Linked DNA regions of Homo sapiens: region 1 is linked to region 2. Evidence: chromatin loops called from intact Hi-C (ENCODE). Cell type or tissue: heart right ventricle. All regions are shown on one strand.

Evidence for each region. Peaks named below come from ENCODE experiments on the same cell type or tissue, not always from the same donor. Only the 100,000 strongest peaks of a DNase experiment are listed, where the experiment ranks them.
Region 1: a loop joins it to region 2, with 4 times the contacts of the local background. A loop is called at or near these places in 12 of 110 quality-filtered maps.

Annotation. Positions count from the first base shown.
Region 1 is chr4:173,521,042-173,523,541 of GRCh38, forward strand. No RefSeq gene overlaps it. Among named protein-coding and RNA genes, the nearest start is that of HAND2, 7.9 kb to the right of the region's middle. In heart right ventricle, CTCF peaks have their summits at 1,168 and 2,001; DNase peaks (open chromatin) are centred at 340, 820, 1,280 and 1,680; H3K4me3 peaks cover 2,189 bases; H3K27ac peaks cover 2,500 bases; H3K27me3 peaks cover 1,403 bases.
Region 2 is chr4:174,154,929-174,157,428 of GRCh38, forward strand. All of the region lies in intron 1 of LINC02268 (long intergenic non-protein coding RNA 2268), which reads right to left. Among named protein-coding and RNA genes, the nearest start is that of LINC02268, 64 kb to the right of the region's middle. In heart right ventricle, a CTCF peak has its summit at 1,492 (motif pointing left); no DNase peak of the experiment used is centred here; H3K4me3 peaks cover 144 bases; H3K27ac peaks cover 1,078 bases.

The DNA.
Region 1 (2,500 bases), 630 kb before region 2:
TTTCCTTTTCCTCTAGTTACATTCACTCTAGCTTCTGACTGAAGACTCTGCTTGCCCTTTGTAGCCCGTGCAGGAATAAACAGCATCTTCTGGATTTGCTTTGAATCCTTGTGCTGCCCAATGAGTCAGAGGTGTAGGGTTGATCCAATAATATGGCTAATTCTCTCCCTGTAAAGACTTTAAATAATGTAGGCCTCTCTTCACCCATCCCCCATTCTCACCATCCTGGACTTCACGCGGGTCATGGAGAAGGTGTCCAGGGTGGGAGGCACGCTGGGTGGGTGTGGCCTCCTTTGGCACAGTGGTTCGGCATCCTCTGGGGGAGATTTTGAAAACTGCAGGCTCCGCGTCGAGCCCCTGACCTGCTGAATCAGAATTTCTGGTGAAGGTAGGGTGAAAACGGGGCTGAATTTGTCATTGTATCAAGTTGTCCGGGGAGTGGAAAGTCCAGGTGTTGGATTAATCCCAGCACCCCTTACTTCAGAAGAGACCAGGCTATCCCGCAGAACGCTAGGGTCAGAGGTCTGGGGCATCAGTCAGCCCGTCCAGGAATTATGCAAATATATGCAGCCTCTACTCTGAACACTGGGACGTAGTAGGGGACAAAGCTGCCGCCAGCCGTCCTCGTCCTTGCGAGGTGTCAGTGTTTGCGCCAGGGACAACTCCCTGGAGGGCTGGGGGAAGGGAGGGGCAAAAGAGGGTCCAGGGCCTCAGCTCGCTATGTACTTTAGGGTTTAATAACAGGTGCAAAGGCAGCTGCTAAAAGACATCGCATTCTGTAATCAGCTTCTGCCAGGCTGTCCGGCTAAACAGAAACTCCCACAATTTTGGCCCGAGGGCTGTAGGGCGGAGCGGGTGCCAGTGAGATGAGGGCAACCCTAAGAGGTGGCATAAGAGCCTTACCCCTAAGAGCCACCCCAACCCCATCCGGGGCTTGCACCGGCACCGCCTGGGCCGCAGTTGTTGCCTCAGGGAAGCTTCGCCCTGGCGCAGGGATAGAGCAAAGAAGCGACCGCATGTGGAAGGCTTTCCAGGCGGAATGCTCCAGCCGTAGCGAGTTGGAAAATTTAGAGTGGGGAGGGGGCAGTAGAGATGTTAACTGGCCCCTCCTCACCCCAAACAAGGAAAACACAGTCTTCTGGGCTAAAAATACATATTTATGAAGTCCCTATACGCAGGCAGGCGGCGCGTTCCAGCTGCCGGCCTGGCCCAGGGAGGACTTGGCCGCGCGGCCGCCGATTACACCCAACTCGGCTGGGATGGCTCCGAGCCGTCTGCCCTGACGTCAGCGAGGCTCCGGCCCCGCCGCGGCAAGATAGGCGAGCGCGGCCGGGCGCGGGTGCGGCACTAATCACTCCCAGATGTCCCTAATAGCGGAGATAAAGACGGACAGAGCGGCCGGGAATAAATTTGTAATCAGGGCTCTACCATCTGATCATCAAAGCGGCCCAAATGCCGGGAGAATTTGAAGGGAATGCGTGTGAGGGGGGTCGCTTGGGGGAAGAGGTGAGGGTGCACTTCGCGATGGGAACTGGCTTCGGTAGGGTAGAGCAGGGAGAACAGGGCGAGAGATCTGTAAGTTCGGTGCACGTAAGTCGGATACTCGGTGCTCTTTAACCTCCATTAGCCCTCAGACCGAAGCCGTTTAGCGGTTCCAGGCTGATTGGAGCTGCGCAGTTGCTGTGCGGGAAGCACGCGTTGCGCAGCGGCTGGGTGGTAAGGCGGCGCGATGAGAACTGTCCGGCCCCCGGAAACGTGGGATTGGTTTCCTCTCCCGGAGTTCTCCCCTCCCCCTTCTTTCTAAACATTTAAAAAACACGTAGTCCGTCTCCCCCAACCCCCATTCCCGGTAGACTTAATCCCAACAGCAATTCATTGCACCGCGGAGCTTCCTCAGGGAGGGGGCTGTTGGAGCCTCCAACCAGGGTCCTGGGCCCCAGTCTGAGAATGACTCCTGGGTTTTTCTCTCCAAGCGATCCGCAGGCTCTGACAGGCCAGGAGTCGCGCGCGTCCGGGAGACTCCTTAGCGCCCCCTCCTCACGTGGAGATCTGGACTCTCAGGAGCTGGGCCCAATGGAAGGAATGGGTACCCTTGGGTCACCAGGGTCCAGATTCGGCCCTCTACGGCGCCCATGCCACAAGCCTCCCTCAAGACCATCTCTGCTTGGCACCCACTAGCCAGCTCCTTTTCCAAATCTAGGAGCCTGGGTGGGACTCACAGGCAGGGAGAACTCAAGGCGGCTGTGGAAAACAAAATCGCGTGCCGCCCGCGCAATATTTGATTAAAGCTTCAGGGCTAACTGAGCGGTTTCTTGCGCTTTGCAGGCCCGCAGTGTATGTTCAGTCCCAGTTTTCCTGGCACCCTTTGCCCTGCTTATGTCCCCTGCACACACCTCAGGCCCTTGCAACTGGCCCGGGTTCTCTCTGCAAATCTGTAGTCTGGGAAGGAACTCCCGGGTCTCGTACTCCCTGCCGCTTTGCATTTGAGCTCTCACCTTCC
Region 2 (2,500 bases):
GTAGGAAATAAAAGAATAGTAATACATATTTTCTATTGTGTACTTCCAGAGATAAAGTTGATTGATTTTTTTCCCAATTTTTTATTTTGAAAGATGTGAAGAATTATATAATGAACACCAACATATCTTAGGGTCATCCTTTTTTTAACAACTTGCTTCATTTGCTTTTTTCTTTCTTCATCTCTATGTATATTTTTTGTGCTTATTCACTTGAAAGTTAGTTGCAGTCAACATAACATTTTAGCCCCAAATACTTTAGCATATATCACCTTAAGAACAAGAATATTCTCCTATAAAACCATAATATAACATACCCAAGAAACATATTATCTAGTAGACAGTTGTTCCTCAATGCTTTATTGTTTCTGATCCAGGATCCAATAAAAAATTACACAGTGAATTTGGTTGTCTCTTTCGACTCCTTTAATCTGGAATGAGTTTTTAATTTGATACAGTGAAAATGCTTATTTTCAAAATTACTCAGTCTCTAGAGTATCATCAATTAATACTGTCAGCAAATAATCAGGAAGACAATCTTAGAAACCTGGCCAGATACCAAACTTAAAAAAAAAATCTATAATCATTTCACTGGAAAAAAAATTCCTTCCCAATTCAACCCATGTAAACCTCGGCCAGGTAAAGAACAAGAGAAGCAAACTTGAAAGTAACCAGGGGCTTAAACCATACAAACCCCATACATCAAGTTCAGCAGTTTGAATTGAATTGGTGGTCAGCCTACTTTGTGTAGTACAACAAGGTAAATGTGCTGGCAATACAGTAGAGCCAGCCGACAAAATAAATGTTCATTTTGACTGATACTTCACTATTCAAATACTCTGCCCTTCTTTCCCCCTGAAACCCTCAATGCCATTTTATATAAAAATTTAAACATATTCTGACAGTGGTTTTATGGATAATACTAATGAATACTATCATATTAAATTTCTGTTCGTTCTCTGAATACTTCTCTTCCTCCCAGTTTACATTATTTTGGGAAAAGCACATCTTTAATCTTTATTGGCAATAAGCTCGCCTCTTGTTATTCACTTTAGGAGAAAATCCTTATTAGAAATGCAGTGCTAAAAAGGTACCTAAGTCATCAATATTATGGTATTTCATGAATTGAATTTGATGTATCATACACAGATGCTTGCATTAAAGCATACAACTTATTTTGGTTCAATAAAATGTTAATACATTGTTTAGCATTTATAAACAAACGTACCATCTTCAGTGCTAAATACGCAAATGACAAATGTAACAAACATGATGAACTTATTTTCCAAATCCTGCATCATAGGCACATGAAATACTTTGGTTCACCTGAAACATAATCTTTCATCATAAGAAAGGGAATATTATGATGAGAGAGGAGTGATAGAAATGTGGCTGTTTTCCTGTTTTTGATTTTTATGTGAAACTTAAAAGTCAATAAGAGAGAGTGGATTTCAAATGCAAGGTAATGGACAAAGGCAGCAAAGGGGGGTTTCTATTGCCACCTAGTGTCTAACTTTATAAGGGACTTATTTTTGAACATGACAGCAGTCACACAATGTGAAACAGACTCTGAAACGGGAAAGGTAATTACGGCACTTTCCAGCCAAAGAATTTCAGTCTTTTTTTCTTATGGTCAACCTCCTGTCACTGTATAACTGGTCTATATATATAAAAATACCAAAAATTTCACATATTAAAGAGTGATATTTATGAAGATGGTGATTTGTGTATATATCATGATATATACATGTACATTTGAAATTAATTCCATTATTATTTTGGATCAGTATAACTATTTAGAAAGTATAATTCCTGATGAAACAAGAAATAGTTATCTGTCACACTTACTCCATTGATATTTACTTAAAATATTACTACGAAATTTTTTCACTTTTTTTTTTACTTTATGTAAAGCAATCTATTTAGTTTGGCTAACACATTTTATGTCCTCAAGGCTTTTGCCACCTTATAATTAGACTCTAATTTTAGAAATTGAATTGGTTATTGTGTCACTGTATAAACTACTTAATCTCCCTCCCCGCAAAAATGTCCAGCAGTTCACTGAAATAAGAAATCAATGGAGCAGATTTAACTAGCTTCAACTGTGCAATGAAAATATGCTAGTGAAAAGTTACTGGAGATATGCCCCAACATAACTGTAATCTAATGATCCAAATCAATACATATTTGAATAGTCAGTTATTTTTCATCCTTTTCATGTTGTGAGCATAATGCAGTCATGTAGATTATGCTGTCTGAGGAGTGGTTTAGATTGTTTTATTGGTCTGCAACATGATTGCCAAAGTACAACTCCTTTCTTTTATAAATAGATATCTGCGGTTGGCGTAGAGATGTCATCTTCTCCTATAACAGCCTGATAAAGATCAGGTTTTAGTATTTAAGGTTTTGTTTTAAAGTCAAGTTGAAGTTTTTAGGCATTAATTTTATCTGGCATGAGGCGAGCTGGAGTGGTGTATGCAAGTGATAACCACTCTTTCTTTGA